2 separate regions of the Homo sapiens genome follow, and region 2 is linked to region 1. Evidence: read pairs that join two places in POLR2A ChIA-PET (ENCODE). Cell type or tissue: MCF 10A. All regions are shown on one strand. Links, peaks and the distances in the headings refer to the core of each region. The heading gives the core; the rest is flanking DNA. Region 1 has its middle 99 kb from the start of PLEKHA5. Region 2 has its middle 32 kb from the start of PLEKHA5.

Evidence for each region. ChIA-PET counts read pairs that join two places held together with the same protein. Peaks named below come from ENCODE experiments on the same cell type or tissue, not always from the same donor. Only the 100,000 strongest peaks of a DNase experiment are listed, where the experiment ranks them.
Region 2: POLR2A ChIA-PET joins it to region 1 with 20 read pairs; 3 of 35 experiments call an interaction of 5 or more read pairs at or near these places.

The regions. Positions count from the first base shown.
Region 1 is chr12:19,028,448-19,033,836 of GRCh38, reverse strand. No RefSeq gene overlaps it. Among named protein-coding and RNA genes, the nearest start is that of PLEKHA5, 99 kb to the left of the region's middle. RefSeq lists an enhancer at 1,879-3,078. In MCF 10A, for the core only: no CTCF peak of the experiment used is centred there; a DNase peak (open chromatin) is centred at 2,626.
Region 2 is chr12:19,095,083-19,100,471 of GRCh38, reverse strand. No RefSeq gene overlaps it. Among named protein-coding and RNA genes, the nearest start is that of PLEKHA5, 32 kb to the left of the region's middle. In MCF 10A, for the core only: no CTCF peak of the experiment used is centred there; a DNase peak (open chromatin) is centred at 3,201.

The DNA.
Region 1 (5,389 bases), core at 178-5,177:
AAGAAATACCCAAGACTGGGTGATTTATAAAGAAAAGAGGTTTAATTGACTCACAGTTCCCCATGGTTGGGGAGGCCTCAGGAAACTTACAATCACGGGAGAAGCAAAAGCAGACATGTCTCACATGGTGGCAGGTGAGAGAAGTGAAGTGCAAGCAGAAGAAAAACTGCCACTTTTAAAACCATCAGATCTTGTGAGACTCACTCACTATCACAAGAACAGCATGAGGGAAACTGCCCCCACAATCCAATAACATTCCATTAGGTTTCTCCCTTGACACATGCAGATTACAATTCAAGATGAGATTTGGGTGAGGACCAAGAGCCAAATCATATCAGATGGAGATGAGGAATTTATTGGAACTGGAGCAAAGGTTACTTTTGCTATGCTTTATCAAAGAGACTAGTGGCATTTTGCCCCTGCGTTAGAGATCTGTGGAACTTTGAACTTGAGAGAGATGATTTAGGGTATCTGGTAGAATAAATTTCTAAACAGCAGAGATTCAAGATGTGACCTGGCTGTTCCTAAAAGCGTTAAATCATATGTGTTCACAAGGAGATGTTCTGGAATTAGAACTTATGTTTAAAAGGGAAGCAGAGCATAAAAGTTTGGAAAATTTGCAGCCTGATCATATGGTAGAAAAGAAAAACTCATTTTCTAGGGAGAAATTCAAGCAACGAGCTGCAGAAATTTGCATAAGTAAAGAGAAGCTGAACGATAACAGCCAAGACAATGGGAAAAATGTCTCCAGGGCATTTCAGAGATCTTCATGGCAGCCCCTCCCATCACAAGCCCAGTGGTCTAGGAGGAAAAAACGGTTTTGTGGGCCAGGCCCAGGGCCCTGCTGCTCTGTACGGCCTTGAGACATGGCGGCCTGTGTCCCAGTTGCTCCAGTTCCAGCTGTGGTTAAAATGGGCCAAGGTACAGTTGGGTCATTGCTTCAGAGTGTGCAAACCCCAAACCTTGGTGGCTTCCAGGTGGTGTTGGGTATGTGGGTATGCAGAAAACAAGAGTTGAGCTTTCGGAGCCTCCATCTAGATTTCAGAGGATGTACGGAAATGCCTGGAAGTTCAGGCAGAAGTCTGTTTCAGGAGTGGAGCCCTCATGGAGAAGCTCTACTAGGGCAACGCAGAGGGGAAATGTGGGGTTGGAGACCCAACACAGAGTCCCCACTGGGGCACTGCCTAGTGGATCTGTGAGAAAGGGGCCATCATCCTCCAGACCCCAGAATGGGAGATCTACTAACAGCTAGCACTGTGCACCTGGAAAAGCCACAAGCACTCAACACCAGCCCATGAAAACAGTCTCAGAGGCTGTACCCTGCAGAACCACAGGGACAGAGTTACCCAAGGCCTTGGGAACCCATCTCTTGCATCAATATGCCCTGAGTGTGAGACATGGAGTTAAAAGGAGATTATTTTGGAGCTTTAAGATATAAAGATTGCCCTGTTGGGTTCCTGACTTTCATGGGGCCTCTAGCCCCTTGGTTTTAGCTGATTTCTCCCATTTGGAATAGGAGCATTTACCCAATGCCTATATCCCCATTTTATCTTTGTAGTGGCTAACTTGCTTTTGATTTTACAGGCTCATAGGTGGAAGGGACTTCCCTTGCCTCGATGAGACTTTGGACTTTCACTTTTGGATTAATGCTGAAATGAGTTAAGACTCTGGGGGACTGTTGGGAAGGCATCATTGTGTTTTGAAATGTGAGAAGGACATGAGATTTTGGAGGCACTAGGGGTGGGATGATGTGGTTTGGTTCTGTGTCCCCACCCAAATCTCATCTTGAACTGTAATCCCCAGGTATAGAGGAAGGGACCTGGTGGGAGGTGATTGGATCATAGGGGCAGTTTCTCCCATGCCGTTCTCATGATAGTGAGTGTGTTCTCATGAGATCTGATGGTTTAAAAGTGTTTGGCAGTTCCCCCCACTGCTTCCTGCAGCCATGTAAGATGTGCTTGCTTCCCCTTTGCCTTCCCCCAAGATTGTAAATCTCCTGAGGCCTCCCCAGCCATGCAGAACTGTGATTCAATGAAACCTCCTTTCTTTATAAATTACCCAGTCTCAGGTAGTTCTTTAAAGCAGTGTAAAAATGGACTAATATAAAAGACATTAATATTCTCTTGATTGTTGGACCAGACTTTGGGTCACTAAAAAGATTCTCATGAAGTCACTTCTGAAGAGCTACTGGAGGAGAAAATGTAACCGTTAGTGTTAAGCCTTAAAATAAAAGGTATTTTAGATAAACATGAAGAGAGACAGAATTTTTCTTCCTTGCATGGAATATAGTGAGTATGAATTCCTCAAAACCCAAGACTTAGATATGTAAGGAAGGAAAATTATTAAAATGTTTTTTAAATTCCAATTTGATATCTCTCTAGAGACTCTATTCTTCCTAATGGAAGTAACCATAATTTTAGTCAATTTCTGGCAGTCCTTCACTTCATTTTCCCTCACTGAATTTAACTAACCTCATGGCCCCAGGGAAGTAGGAGGTACCCGGGCCATGGTCAGTAGTTGTACACGCTGTCATCTGTGAGATTGTCCTGTGTGGTTTCCAGACTTAGTCCCTGCTTTCCAGTAGTTTCCATTGAAATACTTATGTTCTTACTAATCCCCAGCTGTATGACTCAAGGTCCTTATGGAGCACCACGCCCTTGTCATGACCACAAAATTCCTTCAGAGGTCTTCATTCCGTCAACTAATTCTGTGCCTTCCATGGGGGCTGTTGTTAACCTAAACCAGTTTGGTTTTGCACAGCCTTAGATTATTTTAGTATACAGTAGTAACAACCATGAAATAGTGTCACTCTCCAAAAATTATGCCACAAATACAGACCTTACTGAAAAAAATACTTAATAGTGAGCAGACCCCAAAATATTTATACTAACTGTTCTGTAAGATTAATGAAGTCCTAGCTCTCTGTTCTTTGGGTGCTCCAACTACTTCTTTGTATGAAAAGTTTACATGAAGTATTTACTTGAATGCAACAATAGCCAGAGGCAGCAGAATCCTGTGCCCATAAGTTGGCATCAGGAAAGCAGGAATTTTCTGACTCAATGATTGGACACAGGTTCATTTAAGGGTGAAGTTTTCAGGTGTTATCCTTAAGGAGACAGATTATAAATCTGGGTGGATTTTCTCATTCTGTTCATTGAACAAGTTATCTTGAAGTTCACTAATTTCCACAATGACACCCCATTTTTAACATTTATTATGCCAAGTAGAAAAGCTTCTAATATTGATGGAGACATGAATAGCAGAAAGTGTATGTTCATATTGACTGTCTCTGAAGTGTGAGCTTTCTGATTGGAATGCCAGCTGACTACTCCTGAGATTTTAGTTCGTGATCTGGGTACCTAACCGAACCTTGGGTTACAACTGAAACCAAAATCTATATAATATTACATTGGTTATGCTGAAAGATTTCAAAATATGTTGTAGACATGCAAAGGCACAGGAAAACTTGAAAGCCTTCCACACAATTCTGCCCGGTGGTTTTGCCTCAGGTCCTCTCTGTTCTTGGCATCCCAAACAGTCCTTTGTCTTGCTGACCTCCTGTCAGAAGTGCAGAGAGCCTCTGCGAGGTTTCACCTCCCAGAGTTTTGGGCAGAACATTTGCACAGGATTTCTTTGCTCTGATCTCTAAGTAGGGAAATCATGCATAGCAGAAAAATAATTTTACAAAATGCAATAGTAAGCATCTGGTACATAGTAGGAGCTCATTTAGGATTATTGTTTGGATGAACGAATGATTGAATAGATGAAAGTGTGATATCAAAAGACCTCATGTTTGTGGATAATAAGACACAGGCAAAGGCATGGCAACCTTATGCATACTAAAAACATCTAGGTGATTGACAGAATTTGCTTCTGTAGAAATGATCATAGAGAAAACAACACACTGCCAAAATCTGTTGAGACAATTAAGATGAAGGGTCTACAGTGACTGCTTCCCATCTGTTCTTTTGAATATGAAGTCCAGGATCTCTGAGGTATCCTGATGGGGACAGAGAACTGCTATTCTGACAGTGGAGATGGGGAGAAAGCCATTAGAAGGCTTTTGTCCTGAGACTCGGTAAACAGAAAGGCAGAAGTTCCTTGCCAGAAGAAATTTGGAAATATTTACTGAATTTTAACTTTTATGTTGGAGTAAATTTATTCTTTAATTTGATTTTATTCTTATGAAACTATTCTAGGAATAATTTAAATGGTCAAATAATATTAGAATGCTTATAACAACAAAAAGTTTCCTCTCTCTTTTTTTTTTAAAGCATCCTGTTTTTATTTCATTGATGTGATAACTTCTCTCTATGAAGATACTAGAGGGTTTTTTTGTTTGTTTGTTTTGACACTTTCTTCTGCTTCTTGTGTTATGAAAGCAGAGGTAATCCACTTTTCCTTTTTCTTTTTTGGCCACTACTTTTATATCAAGGCTTTCGTTACACCCAGTGATCCTTAGCTGTCATATATATATATATATCTCTCTATCTATCTATCTATATAGATATAGATATAGATATAGATAGATAGATATAAAATATATGACATCAGGCTGGAGACCAGGAGAGCTAATGTTCCAGTTCCAATCTGAAGGCAATCTGAGATGTATATATATTATATATATATATAATATATATATAAAATATATATCAGGCATATATATTTATCAGAATATATATACACACACACACACACATATATATATATATATATATTGCCTTCAGATTGGAACTGGAACTTTGGCTGTCCTGGGTCTCCAGCCTGATAGCTCATTCTGCAGATTTTAGACTTGCCAGACTCCATAATTGCAAGCCATTTCTTTGTAATAAATCTCTCTCCCCCCATATATATACATATATACAGCATTTATATATACACACATACCCCTATTAATTTTGTTTCTCTTGAGAGCTCTAATTAGTACAGCCTCCTTCCTTACCTTAATTTCACCCTTATTCTCATTCATTCTTCAAATTGCAACACCCAGTTGTCTTCTAAAACTCAAATAGGGTAATTTCACTTCCCTGTTCAAAAGATCTACAGCACCTGCCCTAAAGTCTTGCAAGGTTCTAAGCTATCTTTAAAACTTTATCATCAACCCAACTGTTTTCTGAAATGCTGTGGCCTTTCTCCTTCAGTTCTTTTGCATGCATGGTTTCTTTTGGGAATATTCTTCTCCTTCTTTTCCATCTGGAAAATTGATCTTCATCCTTTAAGTCCCAGCCCAAATGTCACTCTTACATGAAGTGTTGCTAATGCCTTTTCCTCTGTCTCCTGAGTTAAGGGCCTTTCTCCCCCCCAGCCGCTCAAAGCCTATACTGTAGTACTTACAGAAAGAAATGCAAACAAAACTGATCATATTCCATTGGGATTATTTATTCATGTC
Region 2 (5,389 bases), core at 276-5,275, 67 kb before region 1:
TGCTAATTAATCCATTTAACTGTATAAAGATGATATTATAAGGACTTTGACCTTGGAGTTGTCTATGGATGCAATTCCTCAATATACACTAGTTGTGGAACAGCATACTATTATTAAATCAAATACTTACGACTTGCCTTACTTGGGAAACACTTGTAAATATCCATTTTGAGTATTGATAAGGCAATGTCTAGATCCTCTTTTGTATTACTGGTTTTATTATTTTTTATCATTTAAAATGTTAAAGTCAGTTGAATTCATGTCTAGCCAAACTGAATTGAATTTCAAGTCTATGCTGTTAAGTTTGATTAACATCTACAAAGGGAAGGAAAGCAGGCTATTTCCAGGCAAGTTTTATGTTTACAAGTTGTGGAAAGATTGCCTATTTTAACCAGTGGAATTGATCTTGGAATGATGAACTTTTAAAACAAGATGGACTATGGCCAATTAGACCCAGAGATACAGAAAATGAATTATAAAAACAACATATAGGAAAGATAGAGTTGCATTGATGGGCAGCTTTTAATAAAAAATTTAAGCACTGTTATTATTCTATTAATTTTGTTAGATTCATACATAAATTTTGTACTTGGAGCATTGGAACTAGTTAATATATCAGGTTTGCTCATCTACTTACTGCAGAGTCTGTAATTGCTTGTCATTTTATGATGCTTTATTTGTTTCATGCTGGTGTTCACCATCACTATCAAGGTTTATAGAATTCTGCCCTTGTTTGCAGTGTCCATCTTCTTTTCTTATTCTTGCCAGAAAAAAAGTTAGCTGCACCTTGTTGCTCTCCTCTGTGCCTTGTCTCTTGCTTAGGTCCCAAGTTTCTGCCTAACTGGTTGGAGGAATACTTCTGGGCTTGCCACTGTAATTTGTTTAATCAGGTCCAGGTCATGGGAACAGAGCAATGATTCTGAGAATGATTTGCCCTCAGCTGAGATCTGGCCACCCTAGAGAATAGACTTCATGTTATGGAAACAACAGCATGCTGTTTCAAAGCAGGGGACACGTAGCCCTGAGAAATCATTTGGGGAAAAAAATTTGAAGATTAACCTGAAAATGGGGAATGCTGGAACAAAATACCTGCCATGCTTGAATGGCAATTCCATTGGTCGTATACTTTGCCTCAATTGTCTGGCCTTAGTTAAAATGATTATATTTTCTTGTTGCTTCTATTTCAGAAGCGAGCACATTCATATATCAGTCAAATCTTTCCTTTTGGATACCACTGAAACCTTTTCTGTATTATAATTAAATTATAATTATTAACTCATTTATCAAAATAAAATTTCTCTAGCAAAGAACTAGATATAACAATTTTAAAAAGTTATAGGCCCGGCGTGGGGCTCATGCCTGTAATCCCAGCCCTCTGGGACGCCAAGGTGGGCGAATTACTTGAGCTCAGGAGTTCGAGACCAGCCTGGGCAACATGGCAAAAACCTGTCTCTACAAAAAATACAAAAATTATCTAGGCATGGTGGCACACGCCTATAGTCCCAGCTACTTGTGGGGCTAAGGCAGGAGGATGGCTTGAGCCTGGGAGGTCAAGACTGCAGTGAGCTGAGATTGTGCCACTGCACTTCAGCCGGGGTGACAAAGTGAGACTCTGTCTCCAAAAAATAAAAATAAAAATTTAAAAATTTATATTATCAACCCACCTTATTAATCAGAAGAAAAAGAAAGAAAAAAATGTTATAATAAAGGGAACATTTTGACATTCTCCAAAGATGTCTCTGGGTATTAAAGGCAGACCACTAGAATAATGGTACAGTAACATAATAGCTCTATTCTTATTCTACCCTCATGTTTGCTCACATATACAGTAGACTTAGTAATTGCATAAATGCCTTTAGCCTCAACGTGCTATAAGGGTTTTGTAAAATTATATCTAAGAACCACTTTTGTTCCATTTGGAACTTTCCCATGGAAAGTAATTAAAATTTCCTTTTTTCCCCCACAAACTTTTTCTTAAAGTATTATTTGCTGACCCCAAAAGGATTTGGGAAACAATAATGGATATTTACTTAAAGTGAATGCTGTGGAACATGTGAATAAAAACAAACTTGAGCTATGGTAGTATTCTTTGGATATTACAATTTTAAATATGTTCCTGTTGGGCACGGTTGTTCACATCTGTAATCCCAGCATTTTGGGAGGATGAAGGGAGAAGATGGTTTGAGTCCAGGAGTTGGCAAGTAGCCTGGGCAACATAGTGAGATCTCCATCTCTACAAAAAAATTTTTTAAAAAATTAACCAGGTAGGCTGGGTGCAGTGGCTCACGCCTGTAATCCCAGCACTTTGGGAGGCCGAGGTGGGCGGATCATGAGGTCAAGAGATCGAGACCATCCTGGCGAACACGGTGAAACCCCATCTCTACTAAAAATACAAAAATTAGCTTGGGGTGGTGGTGCGCACCTGTAGTCCCAGCTACTCGGGAGGCTGAGGCAGGAGAATCACTTAAACCTGGGAGGTGGAGGTTACAGTGAGCCCAGATGGTACTACTGCACTCCAACTTGATGACAGAGCAAGACTCTGTCTCAAAAAAAAAAAAAAAAAAAAATTAGCCAGGTGTGGTGGCACTCACCTGTTGTCCCAGCTCTTGGAAGGCAGAGATAGGAGGATCCTTGAGCCCAGGAGTCCGAGGTTATAGTGAGCTATGATTGTGCCATTGTGCTCCAGCCTGGGTGACAGAGCAAGACCCTGTCTGGGGAAAACAAAAAAAAGCTTGCTTATTTTCAGTTCAAAATACTATTAAAATAAACTTCGCGGCTAGGCAAGGTGGCTCACGCCTGTAATCCCAGCACTTTGGGAGGCTGAGGTGGGTGGATCACGGGGTCAGGAGATCGAGACCATCCTGGCCAACGTGGTGAAACTCCGTCTCTACTAAAATAGAAAAAATTAGCTGGGCATGGTGGCACGCACCTATAGTCCCAGCTACATAGGAGGCTGAGGCAGGGGAATTGCTTGAACCCGGGAGGCGGAGGTTGCAGTGAGCTGAGATTGCACCACTACACTACAGCCTGGGTGACAGAGCAAGACTCTGTCTCAAAAAAAAAAAAAAAAAAAAGTTTGCCATATGCACAGGATTCCTAATGATTGACTTATGATTGTTGCAAATCCAGCTAGAACATAATATTTGGAAAAATCTGGTCTTTACTGGCAATCCAGTCAAGGGCGGGGGTTGGTGTGGTAAGACATGAGGTTCTCATAACACAGTGGCCAGAGGAAAAGAAAATAAGTCTTTTGTGTCCTTATCATGTTTGTGTAAAAAAAAAAAAAAGAGCTGCTCTAAAAAATTGCGTAATAGAAAGTACTCAGAGCTTTAAAAGATTGCAATACACAGGACATGCATGTCATTTAATTATGCACTGATTTACCTGTTCAGACATGTCTTTGCTGTCCCTGGGTATTCATTAGAAGTTCAACTATAGTTACAATGAAGATTTTAAGTACTTAGCAACATACATATACAGCATTTGTATAATTACACGGAGCAATAAAGTTTGTTTTAGAGTTAGATACGTGCATATAAAACAAATGACATTTCCTAAGATTATCCTTCCATGTATTAATTTTCAGCTGAAAAAAAGACATAACTTTGCCAGTAAAAATCTATTTTTTCCCACCAGTTCTGAAATTTAGTGTATTAGGTAATCGAGTTTTATCAGAATGCATGCATGTCAACTGTTGTTTAACTTGAGGTTTACACGTAAGCTCTTAGGCAGATTTAAAATATGATAAGCTTATTGAGACTGTATCCAAACTGTTTTGCCCTCCTTTGGCAATCTTTCAAAGGCTATATATATATATATATATATATATATATATATATATGTATGTATATATGTAAAGTCCCCTCTCTTCCTTCAACTCTTACTGAATTGGTTAATGTTCCCAATATTACAGAATTTGTAGTACACAAAGAAAGTAGACCAAATAATTAAATACTAGCTCTGTATTCTCTCTTCCTTCAACTCTTACTGAATTGGTTAATGTTCCCAATATTACAGAATTTGTAGTACACAAAGAAAGTAGACCAAATAATTAAATACTAGCTCTGTATTGCAGGAACAACCAGAATTCAAGATAAGAATAGAGAAATTTCTAGGAGTCTTTCTTTTCTTTATGAGTAAGCCTACCACACCCATCAGAAGATGACAAAGTTCAATGGGTGAATAAGTACAAGCTTCCCTTGAAACAGTGGTTCGCAGATTTTTTTTCAGTGACTCTTTTACTAACAAAATGCCGCATATCCCCTACCCTTTTTCCTGGTAATAAGTGCTTTTCTTTTCGTTTCTTTCTTTCTTTCTTTCTTTTTTTTTTTTTTTTTTTGAGACAGGCTCTCACTCTGTCACCCAGGTTGGAGTGCAGTGGTGCCATCATGGCTCACTGCAACCTCAGACTGCCAGGCTCGCATGATCCTCCCACCTCACTCTCCTGAATAGCTGGGACTGCAGGTGCATGACATCAAGTCCAGGTAATTTTTTAATTTTTATTTTTAGTAGAGACGAGGTCTCGCTATGTTGCAGAGGCTGATCTTGAAACCCTAGGCTCAAGTGATCCTCCAGCCTCCCAAAGTGTTGGAATTACAGGTCTGAGCCACCATGCCTGGCAATAAATACCTTTCTGAAGGCTACTTCTGAAGTGGTTCGTAAGCCAATCCCTTACTAACTTAATACCTCCCAAATTTAACGGCAGTTTAATGCTCCAAGAATACAAACATGAAGGCTCTTAGGAATAAGCCAATAAGTTTAATTGTGATAGGATAGTGCTTGAATGTAAGAAAATAGGGAAATACAAGCCTTTAATGCCTTTTTGTCTAAGAAGGGAAGACTCATATAGAAATAGTCATGCTTTAAAAATGTTAATGATGCTATTGTGGCGGTAATCTAGGACTATGGGTCCTGATAGAAATTCTCGATGGTTGGAAAAGGGGATAAAATATTCGAAACCACCAAGCATTCCTCCCTGCAACTCCTCCACAAATGGTGGGAATGTGTATTTGTCTTGGGGTTTACCACCTTCCTTTGTTTAGAGAGGACTCATATATCATGAGCAAAGTATCTGTAAATTAATTAAGTAAATAGCAATTTTTAAAGGTGGGTATTTGTAAATTAAGTGCCCACAATTACCTTTGGGGAAGCCCATTGATAAAGTCATCCCCAAATAGATACTAAGTCTGCTGAATTCTTTTGGGGGTAACTGTCTCTTGGAAGACACTTTGGTTACATGACCTGGCTCTGCCTCTTCTAGCTGAGCCTAAGACAGGGCTTGGGGATATGTTATTTGTGAGAGGAGAGATAGAAAAGAAGAGCTTTTATCTTGAGAATGTTAAATGGTTTCTGTGAACATCCCAGAAGCCTGGGGCCCAAAGAAAGAGTC